Regions from separate parts of the Mus musculus genome. Here region 2 is linked to region 1. Evidence: chromatin loops called from intact Hi-C (ENCODE). Cell type or tissue: left cerebral cortex. All regions are shown on one strand. Each heading gives the region's core, and the rest is flanking DNA. Links, peaks and the distances in the headings are about the cores only. Region 1 overlaps Igfbp7 (insulin-like growth factor binding protein 7). Region 2 holds the start of Igfbp7 (insulin-like growth factor binding protein 7).

What was found. A loop is a pair of places that touch in the nucleus more often than their neighbours do. Peaks named below come from ENCODE experiments on the same cell type or tissue, not always from the same donor. Only the 100,000 strongest peaks of a DNase experiment are listed, where the experiment ranks them.
Region 2: it touches region 1 in a loop (3-fold over the local background); 27 of 42 quality-filtered maps call a loop at or near these places.

The regions. Positions count from the first base shown.
Region 1 is chr5:77,351,534-77,356,904 of GRCm38, forward strand. It overlaps Igfbp7 (insulin-like growth factor binding protein 7), which reads right to left. Exons shown (of 5, transcript NM_008048.3): 2 at 4,029-4,138; 3 at 380-496. Among named protein-coding and RNA genes, the nearest start is that of Gm34648, 32 kb to the right of the region's middle. In left cerebral cortex, for the core only: a CTCF peak has its summit at 3,159 (motif pointing right); a DNase peak (open chromatin) is centred at 3,151; H3K4me3 peaks cover 678 bases.
Region 2 is chr5:77,405,015-77,410,385 of GRCm38, forward strand. It overlaps Igfbp7 (insulin-like growth factor binding protein 7), which reads right to left and starts at 3,031. Exons shown (of 5, transcript NM_008048.3): 1 at 2,526-3,031. The coding sequence starts at 3,000. In left cerebral cortex, for the core only: a CTCF peak has its summit at 2,775 (motif pointing left); DNase peaks (open chromatin) are centred at 2,388 and 2,787; H3K4me3 peaks cover 2,061 bases; H3K27ac peaks cover 1,149 bases.

The DNA of each region.
Region 1 (5,371 bases), core at 274-5,273:
TTTTGATCACAATGTGAATGTTAAAATCTGGGTAGGCGCACATACATGCTGGAGGGAGAGCCTTGCTTAGGGGCTGTGATCAAATACAGAATCAAAGGTTAAGCAAAATCGCATACTTGCTAACCATTAACGATAATTAATTCAGTTCTGTGTAAGAATTCTGCTTTGAACTTAGGCAAGCAGGATTCTCTTAATTCTTTTTTTTTTTTTTTTTTTTAAACAAAGTAACTTCAGTTCTTCCATTAGTTCCTGTAGCTGTATCTGTACGACCACAGCAGGGCTGCTTCGAAGAAATGGGAGGAGAATAATTTCAGGCAGGCGACCTTTGCCAAGCCTGGGTGTTCTGAGAATGAAACGGTTGCCAGCTCTTGCTACTTACCAGCACCCAGCCCGTTACTTCATGCTTTTCTGGACCACCCCGGGTCTGAATGGCCAGATTTTCCCGGTCACCAGGCAAGAGTTCTGTCCGCTGAACTCCAGAGTGATCCCTTTTTACCTGAGAAATCAGAAGGGGAGAGTCTTAGTTCTCGTATAAAAACATCAAGGTTGGAAATGCCCCATTCCCAGAATTGCACAAGGTGTTCACCAGACTTCATAATAAGATTAAATCTAGCAATTTACTCAATCTGTTCCTTTTCTGAATACTGAGCAAGCAGAATGGTTTCTTCCTGCCAATTTTACCTAAGCAACCTGGGTTTTGTTTTATTTTGTTTTGTTCTGAGACAGGGTTTCACTATGTAGCCCTTGGCTGGCCCGGAACTCACTATATAGACCTAGGAGATCAGTCTGCCTCTGTCACTCAAGTGCTGGGATTAATGGTGTGTACCACTCCATCTGGTTTTTAAGCAACATGATTTAAGCTTTTTTTTTTTTTTTTTTTTTTTTTTTCTGGAAAACTTGTGGAGTATGCATGGTCACCCTGCTTCACTCACTGGTGTCCGACGACAGTTTGATCCTTGGTACTGGGCCTTCTTTGCCTGCCTTGCTGTGTTTGACTGGCAAGCTGTCATGCAGTGTAGTTTGATGTTTGGGACCTTGTGGGCACTTCCTGTAACAACCTCATCAAAGAGAAGCAGCAGCTGGAGTCCAGAGCTGAGTCTAGTGCTTGCTCTGGGGGCTAAGGGAGCATGAAACAGTTCCCGCTGTCTATGTGTGATAAACCCTGCCTGTTTCTGTCCGTGCTATGGAGAGAGAGATTCCGAAGGCCGTGTACGAAGGGGAAATTCATCTCCCTCGGTTTACAGCCAATCCTTACTTCGTGTCTCTCCTTCCCTACCTATTTTAAAGGTTAAAGTATGTTAATAAGAACTTTGGAAAAGATGTGAAAAGAACACAGGGAAAAGTCTTTTTCTGTTGTTGTTGAACACATTTAGTTCCTCAGTTTCAGTACATATGTTTTAAGTTATAATAACCAAATTAAAAAAAATGACACGAAACAGTTTTCTTTAATTCTACCAAGGCCTCTTTAAGAGCCAAGCCAGTGTTTACTTCGATTGTCTTTGTCACGAGAAAGTCAGGAGTTTCCTTCTGTAATTAAGCAAATGCTAAGTTCAGGTTTGTCCCACGTCTCCCCCAATTCGGAGAGAAAAACCTGGTACTTAGGGTTTCAAATGGAAGCTATGAAGACGTGTATAAATAAGCATTTTTTTTCCTTGAATTTCCCAAGCAGCTGGTGCAACCGTCTATGTTAATAAAATAGGTAATGTTCTGGGAGGAGTGTTTGACTCAAAGGCTAGAGACTCTGCTAAGTCTCCCACACATCACTAGCACCTGTAATCTCAGAGCAGGGTAGGTGGAGACCCGAGGATCCTCCAGGCTAGCTGGCTAGCTCAAATCAGTGAGCTCTAGGTCAAAAAGTAGGGTGGAGAGCAATAGAAGATCCCCCACACCCTGACAAAAAGGATCTTTTTTTGGGGAGGGGGGGTTCGAGACAGGGTTTCTCTGTGTAGCCCTGGCTGTCCTGGAACTCACTTTGTAGACCTGGCTGGCCTCGAACTCAGAAATCCACCTGCCTCTGCCTCCCAGGTGCTGGGATTAATGAACCACCACTGCCCTGTGACAAAAAGAATCTTCAAAACAAAACAAACAAATAAAAAAGCAAACCCAACCCTGCTATCCACAAATGGCCAGCTGGGGCTGGGGGAGGCTCAAGGGGAGACCAAGAAGTCGTTTAGGTGTCTAGCTATTTTATTTTAATCTTTTTGCAAGATCTCTTTATATATAGTCAGGATGGCTTCAAACTCACCATCCTGTCTCAGCCTGCCCAGAACACGCGGCACCTGATGCCTAGCTCTAGAGTACTTTGGTTGCAGCAGATTCTTCCAAAAATCTTGCTATTGTAAATAAGGAATAAATAAGAAAAAGCGCCAATAACTACCGAATGCTATACATCTCTGGGTGCTGTTTCTTGTTAGCACCATTACTTAATGTTAATCCTCATTAATGTGCATATCTGAGTTTGGGTCTGCCCTCAGAGGCCAGAAGAGGGCTTTGGATGTCCTGGAGTGGGTGGGAGTCAGAGGCAGTTGTGAGCTTTTTCTTTTAGTCCCCTTTCTCCAAGCCCCTAGGTCCCCACCTCTGTCTGGTGTCTGGTGTCTGGTGTTCTAAGGGAAGCCATATAACTTCAAAGCCTCCCGAGGCCGACTCATTTCCCCTGGGACCCATGTGTATTTTGCCGGGGTGCCACAGACCTTATTCTCTGCAAGTTTCGGCAATGAGGCTTATAAACTTAAGTACCTCGAGTCACCCTGGCTTCTCATTTTGTAAATTCCATGGAGACCCCTTGAGAAGCAACAAAGCTTCTTGCCGGTTTTCCTTGAAAACTATCGGCCATGCTCTTCACAAGCCACTAACCGCAAATAAGCATTGGGGAACTTCAGCTGCCAGGGGGAAGGTTTAAATGAACACGTAGCCGACCACGTTATTGACATGCCTGACTCCCCGTCCACATCTCTTTCCGAAGCACAATTTAGAGGCAACATCCCATTATTCCCTTTAACGAAAGTTTCAGCTGCGAGGGATAGCTGTACTAGAACTGGGTCATCGGTCTGCTGTACTAGAACTGGGTCACCTCTGCCCACACCGTGGTCCAGGCGTTTCCTGGTAACCACACTCAAGCCAGGTAGTTTCCTCAGTGGCCGCATTCTTCTGGCCACACGGGGGCGCCAGAGGCTGCCAGGAACCATGATCTAGACTAAGGTTTCTCACTCGGCAGCTGGGAAAGCTTTGCTGCTTCGGAGGTCTGTGAGGATAATTCTGCCCTCTGCGGAGGAAGCTTTCTGAAGGAGAAAGTGAGGCCGAGAGATTGATAACAGAGATCAAGAATTCCAGTCCCGATCACATTTGGGTGCCCGGACGCTGGAACTGCCTTCTCTTTCTTTTTGCCCCTCGGCTATATGAACTGGAATCTGTTAGGATTCTTCTGACAATGGGGCCGAAACCCCCTCCCAGAGCCCCAGAGGTCTCCCCTCTGACCAGACAACAAGCACACAAAATAATTGAGACTATCCTCCATTTCTGAGCTTGCTGAGGAAGCAAACTAGCTAAAGAGGGGTGTCTGGCTTTGCTGTTTTATTAGCACGAGTTTGAAGATTCTTCCTTACTTCATAGCTTCCTGCCACCACAGACTGAGTGATAGCACCATGTCTTCCCTGCTGTGTAAGGGACTATAAGCCTCTGAACCTGGAAGCTAAAGCGAACCACCTTTCTTCCTCCCTTGAAAGTTTCTGTCGGGTAACCTTTGGTCACAGTAACCAAAAGCAACGAAAACAGTGGGTTTAGATATTCACCACGGTTCTTTGAGTTTCCCAAGCTCCCTGCTTGGACACTGCTACCCAAAGCAGAACTGGGCTGATGGAGGTCAGGAAAGATCCGTGCCAGTGTAGAGTGATACCAGCTGCCACAGGCTTCATGGTTGTGGGGCAGCCGGCAGTGGATGCAGACTGAGCTGTGCCATTCCCACCGCCCTGGGCCATGCAAAAAACGATTTCCGGCTTGCACGATGCTTTCCCGAGGCCTGCACTACTGACCTTGTTCCAGATGAGGACAGGGGTTGGGATCCCGATGACCTCACAGCTCAAGAACACCTTGGCACCAGTGACGTTCCAGATGTCCTTGGGGGGCGTCACTATGGAAGGACCTACAAGAGAAGCCAGAAAGCCAAGTCCATCTTTTTAGCTGCCCATCACCAGTCAGGATCTTACAAGGCAAATCCTTGTTTATGAGCCTCTCTCCTCTGTGGATTATCTGACGTGCATCTCAAAGGCCAGACAGACAGGCCTCTTCCTGTCGCCAGCGTGATACTGCAATCTTTCTAAGGAAGGCAAGGGCTGATATAAGCAAACCAGCAAACACAACAACAAATGCAATTAGTAGGAAAAAAGGTCTGTTTATCTAACAAAAATCTAGCAAAATTGCCTTCTTTTCCCCAGCCGAGCTTAAATGAGGTTTATTTCGCCAGCTGTTTTGCATTAGCTGGGATTTCTTTCTTTCTTTTTTTCTTTTTTTCCATTAACGCCAAGAAATTTCAGTTCTGAAATGCTGAATGTTTCACTTCCTTTGTGGACCGGCATCTTCACTTGGAGGTCAGTGCTAACAACCATTCCTTGTATAACAAAAGAAAAAAAAAATCTAAGAAGTTATTTTCAAGTGTGCTGAGAGCACTCAGGCAGGCTTGCTGGGGTAAGATTCAAGTGGGCTGTCCTGGGGATCGGCTGGTGGCACAGAAGGGGCCTGGCTGTCACCGAAGGTGGGGACAGGGTCTTTCTGCTAGTGGAGAAGGCAAATGCTCAAAGCAGTGGCTGCCTTCTGTTGGGACCAAGCCCCCAAAGAAAGGGCAGGAGGGGGCTAGTTTCAGGGTCCTCGGTGGCTGGGTTCCCAGCAGTGAGCATTGGTTAAAGGGACTGTGAGCAGATCTGAGGAAGCCAAGAGAGGCCAGAAGATACCTCCCCATTCTTGGTGTTCTGGAACCCAGTAATTTCCCTTCCTCCTGTGAGTAAAAATGCTATTATTACTCAGATCCACCCGTAGTGGGCATCCCTTTTGCTGTAAGCTTCTTTGGCTCTCTGTTCCTGGAGTTGGTAAACCATGGACTGTGACCCAAATTTGCCTTCCTAGTTATGTCTGTATGGCCTCCAAAGATCAGTCAGTTCAAATGTTTGGGGAAAATTAAGAGAATACTATTATTTTGTGGCATGTGAGAACTAGAAGATATTCTCATTTACTGTCCATAAATGTCAGTGGAACAGCTTCATTCACGCGTTCACAGAGTGTCTCTGTCACCCTGGTGGGACCACGTGGTTTGTATTCCAGACTGTGTGACCTAAATATTGTAGATCTGGGCCTTCACAGAAGGAAATGGCTGATTCCAGCT
Region 2 (5,371 bases), core at 271-5,270, 53 kb after region 1:
CCCCCCGTCCAGTTAGCCAAGGACCTCAGTGAATTCTACTGGCACTCAGTTCACAGTGACGGCTCCAAGACTTGAGATTATTAGCTCTTTCACTGCAGGAATATAGAACCAAGCAGGGCAAGGTCTCTCGCTGGAAGGCATTAAATGGTAATCTCAGTGAAGAGCAACACCAGGAGGGGCTCCAGGGATCCAGGGAAAGTGCTCGGTAATTTGTAACCAATACACACTTCCTTCATCGTCAAGCCCAGATTTGCTCCGTGCGTCCCCGGCTATACACAGCTGAAGCTGGCTAGCTGCTCAATAAATATTATGCTTAATGAAAACAGAGGAACAGAATGTAGATGGCTTATTTCACCTGGGCTGAGTTCTGCAAAAATACACCTTCTCTCCCTCAATGCAAACACAATGCAAGTTTCTTTTGGGGGGAAAGGAATGGCCAGAAGAGGGAGGAAATACATTTTTACTCTCTACAAAGACCCAGTGCTAAATGGTACATAAGGAAGCAGTACTGTCTATTTAGCTTTTATCGCTGTTAGACTGTCCCTAGGACCCCAGATGAGTACATGATCACCCACTCTCCTCTGCTTTGGAAAGGTATTCTGGAGGCTCTCTGTCGGCTCCCTAGCCCCTCCTGTTCTTCCTGGCACCCTCCTACCAGAGCCTTAGAAGCCGGTCCCCATGTGTGTCAGGGTGAGATGGAGAGATGACAGACTGACTTATGTCAAGGTTTCCAATTTTAGATGCTATTTATCTCCATCTTCCTGAGCATAAAGAGGAAGCCAGGCCATACCCTTAAAGTGGATTGCAGCCTAGAGAGGGACCAAAGAGCTGGGTGTCCCTGGCAACGAGGCAGACCAGACCGGTGCCTTCTTATTTCTTCATCATACTGTGTGAGTGTCAAGAGAAGGAAGTAGCAAGAGAGAAACTGATAAAACTCTATATCTCCAAAAAAAGACAGGAGAATGGAGGGGCACAACTTGGGATGAAGAAGTAGCCTGGGAAGAGGAGTGGAGAGGATAATGATGAGGCTAAATATAATAAAAGTACATTTATGAAATATCATAACAAAAGCTATCATTTTGTATAATTAATAAATTATTTTTATTCATTATAAAATAATATAAATTATCCTGTTTTATAAATATGTAATACATAAATAATATACAACACATACAAGTATATAGTATTATATATGTAATAAGTATATATCAAAATATAAAATAGTATAAACATATAAAATGATAAAAATTAACAAAATAAACTCGCCACAGATGAGGAAACACCACTTGGGAAGTCACCAGGCTAATCTGCTCTGATAGGGGAAAGATGTCTGCCTCTGAGACTCTGGGAAAGAAGTTTCCCCTTGGGATGTTTATAAGAAACTCTCAATATTTGTAATGAATTTGTAATGTTCATTTCCCCTCATGATGTGACTGTTGTGCAAGAGCTAAAGGGGGAAAATGGAGGTTTCTGTTGGAAACAGGGATATTTGGTCTGTGATTTTATAAACGGTGGTAATATCCTACATGGGTAACTGTGAGTTATACCACTTAAGGCTTTCAATGGTGAACTTTGAAGCGAATGGCACACAGCCTATTTGCATAGGGATTTCTGGGAAAAACTGTCAAGAAAGAACTGTTCCTTGGAAAGGCTGGAGAAAGCCTGAACTGTGTTCAAGATGCAACAGCTGACATTCCTCCCCTCCCCTCCTACCTTGGCTGAAGCCGGGGCAGCAGCTGCCAGAGCAGGACTCTAACTTTCCCTCGAAACGACTGCTCATGGAAAATGTTATTTCAGGCACTAGGAGTTAAAGTTTCTGATTTCTTTCTTCCCCCCAACCTCAGACTTTTTTCCAACTTCATTTGTGCAAGTTTGGATTAGTATGGGATACAATAGACAAACCCAATGTCAAAGCCATTCCAGCGGAACCTTGCATCCTGTGGACAAATTATGAAAAAACATAACCAAGGCCCGAGAAGAAAAACAACATGGTCAGAGGATTCACAACATCAAAGCGTTTGTGTTTCTTTTAACCCTCAAGTATAATGTTCTAGCTAGGTTACCGCTTGAGAATTGGAAACGCCAGTACTTGAATATTAATATGAACTTCAACTTAAAGAATTATCTTGTTAGTAAATCGACTTTCTGAACATCTTTCCTTTGCATTTTTCTGCTAACCCTGTCTACCCATCTTTCTGTACACACCCAAAAGAAAGAAAGAACGACGAGAAAGGTTTTTAAGAGTGTGGAGGCGTTTGAAACTTGCCCTGCAGGCTAGTTGGGTAAACTGTGCCTCGGAGTCTCGGAAAATCTTTTCTATATTTACACCCGTTACTGCGATTTCTCACTTTCTTGGCGCACACAGGCAACTCCAAATAAAACCATGCCAAGAGAACCAGGGAGGCGTTTCTCCTGGCTCGGGACACCGGGTTAGCCATCAACTCCTCCCTCCCGCGGGTCTCCAGGAATGCTCTGCGGCGGCGGGGGAGGAGGAAGGAGTGGGCGGGGAAGGCGCTGGTGCCCACCTTGCTCGCAGGTGCCCTTGCTGACCTGGGTGATGGCCTTCTCCCCGCGGCTCTCGGCGCGCAGGCTGGCAGCGCGCAGCTGGCAGCCGCTGGGGTAGGTGATGCCGTTGCTGCCGCACACCGGGTAGCGGCTCTTGCACACGCACACGGCGAGGGTCGCGGGACCGCCGGCTGCTGCCCCGGCTTTACCCTTCCGCCTCTTGCGGCTCTTCACGCACTCCATGCCCGGCGCGCAGTGCCCCCTGCCGGCCGCGCCGCCCCCGCACGGCTCACCCTCGCCGCGAGCACACACCGGGCAGCACCCGCACGCGTCGCGGGTCTCACCCAGCGGGCAGCCGAGCCGGGGCAGCGCGGGGCAGGAGGCCGGCACGCACGGGCCGCAGGCATCCGAAGAGGAGGAAGAGGAGAGGGGCAGGAGCAGGAGCAGCAGTCCGGCTGCACCCAGCAGCAGGGCGCGCGGCGGCCGCTCCATCATAAGGTGGCTGGATGCGAGCGCGCGAGTGAGCAGTCCGGGTCCCGGAGGCCAACCCTTAAAGCCGCTGCCCCGCCCGGTGCTCCGTGGGAGCCCTCCCCGGGGCGGAGAGTCAGCCCGCTGCCCGCCCCGCTTCGCCCGCCCGGGATCCGGCCTCCCGCCGTCGCCGTCGTGGGCATCCTCGCTGCCCTGGAGAGCTCGTCCCACGTCCACCATGCGTGCTGACCGGCTCCTGCTCAGCCCCCTGCCCCTGTCCTCACTCTGCAGCACTGGAGGGAACGAGCCTCCCGCGTCCTTTCCTGCTCATTTTCCAGATCCAGCTATTTTTTTTTAAACTTTTTTTTTTTAAACAACTAGGACTTTATGAAAATGCACTGTTTACTTCATTAAATTCTCGTGGGTCTGGGAAACCTGAGTGCTTTGTGGTTACTCTTTTAAGGACAGACTACGAAGGGAGTAGCGTTTGTGTCCTCTTTGGCTACAGGGCTGGTTTTCGATGTCATGTTCTTCTTTTTGGAACTTCATAATCTTGCTCTTCTCTCGTATCACCCAAGCTATCTGATGCTGAGTCGTTTAAAATTCTTTTTAAAAGTTATGGTTCTAGACTTATTTGCTTTTATTTTATGTGTATGGATGTTTTGGCTGCATGTATGTGTACATTATGTGTGTGCCTGGTGCCTCCGGGGTGGTGGTGGTAGGGTAGAAGACCTGATACCCCGTTACTGGAGTTATAGACAGTTGTTAGACACCTTGTGTGTGCTAGGAATCGAACTCAGGTCTTGGATGTGAAGCCAGTGCTCCCTTAACTGCTAAGCCATTTTTTTTTAAAAGCATTTTTATTTTGTGTTTGTGAGTGAGTATGTATGTTTGTGGGTCCTCGTGCCAAATATGTGGAGGTTAGAGAAAATCAGCTGTGGGGCAGCTGATTTTCTCTGTCTACTATGTGGGTCCTAGGGCTTGAATTCTGCTTATCAAACTGGTTCCCAAACCACTGGCCTGGGTTAGTATTTAAAACACACAGAGAAGACCATTTAGAGGAAGGCTACTATTGGACCTGCGGGGACACTGGTCTTGTGTCCTGTTTCTTTAGGATATTTAGCAGTTTAGTGCTCACACATGTGGGAAGCCGTTGCAGAGTGGCAGTTACAGAGTGGCAGTTGCAGAGTGGCAGTTGGCTACTGCTGGCCACCACACATACATAGGCAGTAAAGGTTCTTTTGCCAAGACGAGGTTTTGAGAATTAACCAAAGTTAACCAATCAGATGAGAGACAAGTTAACCAATCAGATGAGAGACAAGTTAACCAATCAGATGAGAGACAAGTTAACCAATCAGATGAAAGACAAGTTAACCAATCAGATGAGAGAGACTCCTCTCCTAGGCCTATATAAGCAGCACCAGTTCTGGGCTTGGGGTCACTTCGCCTCTGCAATCAAGCTCTCCCAATAAACATGTGCAGAAGGATCCTGTTGCAGCGTCTTTCTTCCTGGCCAGTCGGGCATGTGCAAGACACACAGATAGCAGTTAGCAGGGATCAGGATCTCTGATCCCAGAAGGAAGAGCTTGAGACAGAGCTCACTGGAGTCCACAGAAACACTAGTCTTAGGGACTATGTTAAAAGAACAAAACATTCAGGAAATTAGTCTGAACAGGTGAGAGGGTGCGCCAGAGAACCTGACAGCTTCTGGAACAGGCGGAAGCACAGAGGCGCTGAGGCAGCACCCTTTGTGGGCCGGGGACAGCCAGCCACCGTCCGGACCGGAGGACAGGTGCCCGCCCGGCTGGGGAGGCGGCCTAAGCCACAGCAGCAGCGGTCGCCATCTTGGTCCGAGACCCGCCGAACTTAGGAAATTAGTCTGAACAGGTGAGAGGGTGCGCCAGAGAACCTGACAGCTTCTGGAACAGGCAGAAGCACAGAGGCGCTGAGGCAGCACCCTGTGTAGGCCGGGGACAGCCGGCCACCTTCCGGACCAGAGAACAGGTGCCTGCCCGGCTGGGGAGGCGACCTAAGCCACAGCAGCAGCGGTCGCCATCTTGGTCCCGGGACTCCAAGGAACTTAGGAATTTAGTCTGCTTAGGTGAGAGTCTGTACCACCTGGGAACTGCCAAAGCAACACAGTGTCTGAGAAAGGTCCTGTTTTGGGCCTTCTTCTTCGGCCAGGAGGAGGTCCAAATACAAGATATCTGCGCACCTTCCCTGTAAGAGAGCTTGCCAGCAGAGAGTGCCCTGAGCACTGAAACTCAGAGGAGAGAATCTGTCTCCCAGGTCTGCTGATAGACGGTAACAGAATCACCAGAAGAACAATCTCTAAACAGAGTCAACTATAACTACTAACTCCAGAGATTACCAGATGGCGAAAGGTAAACGGAGGAAT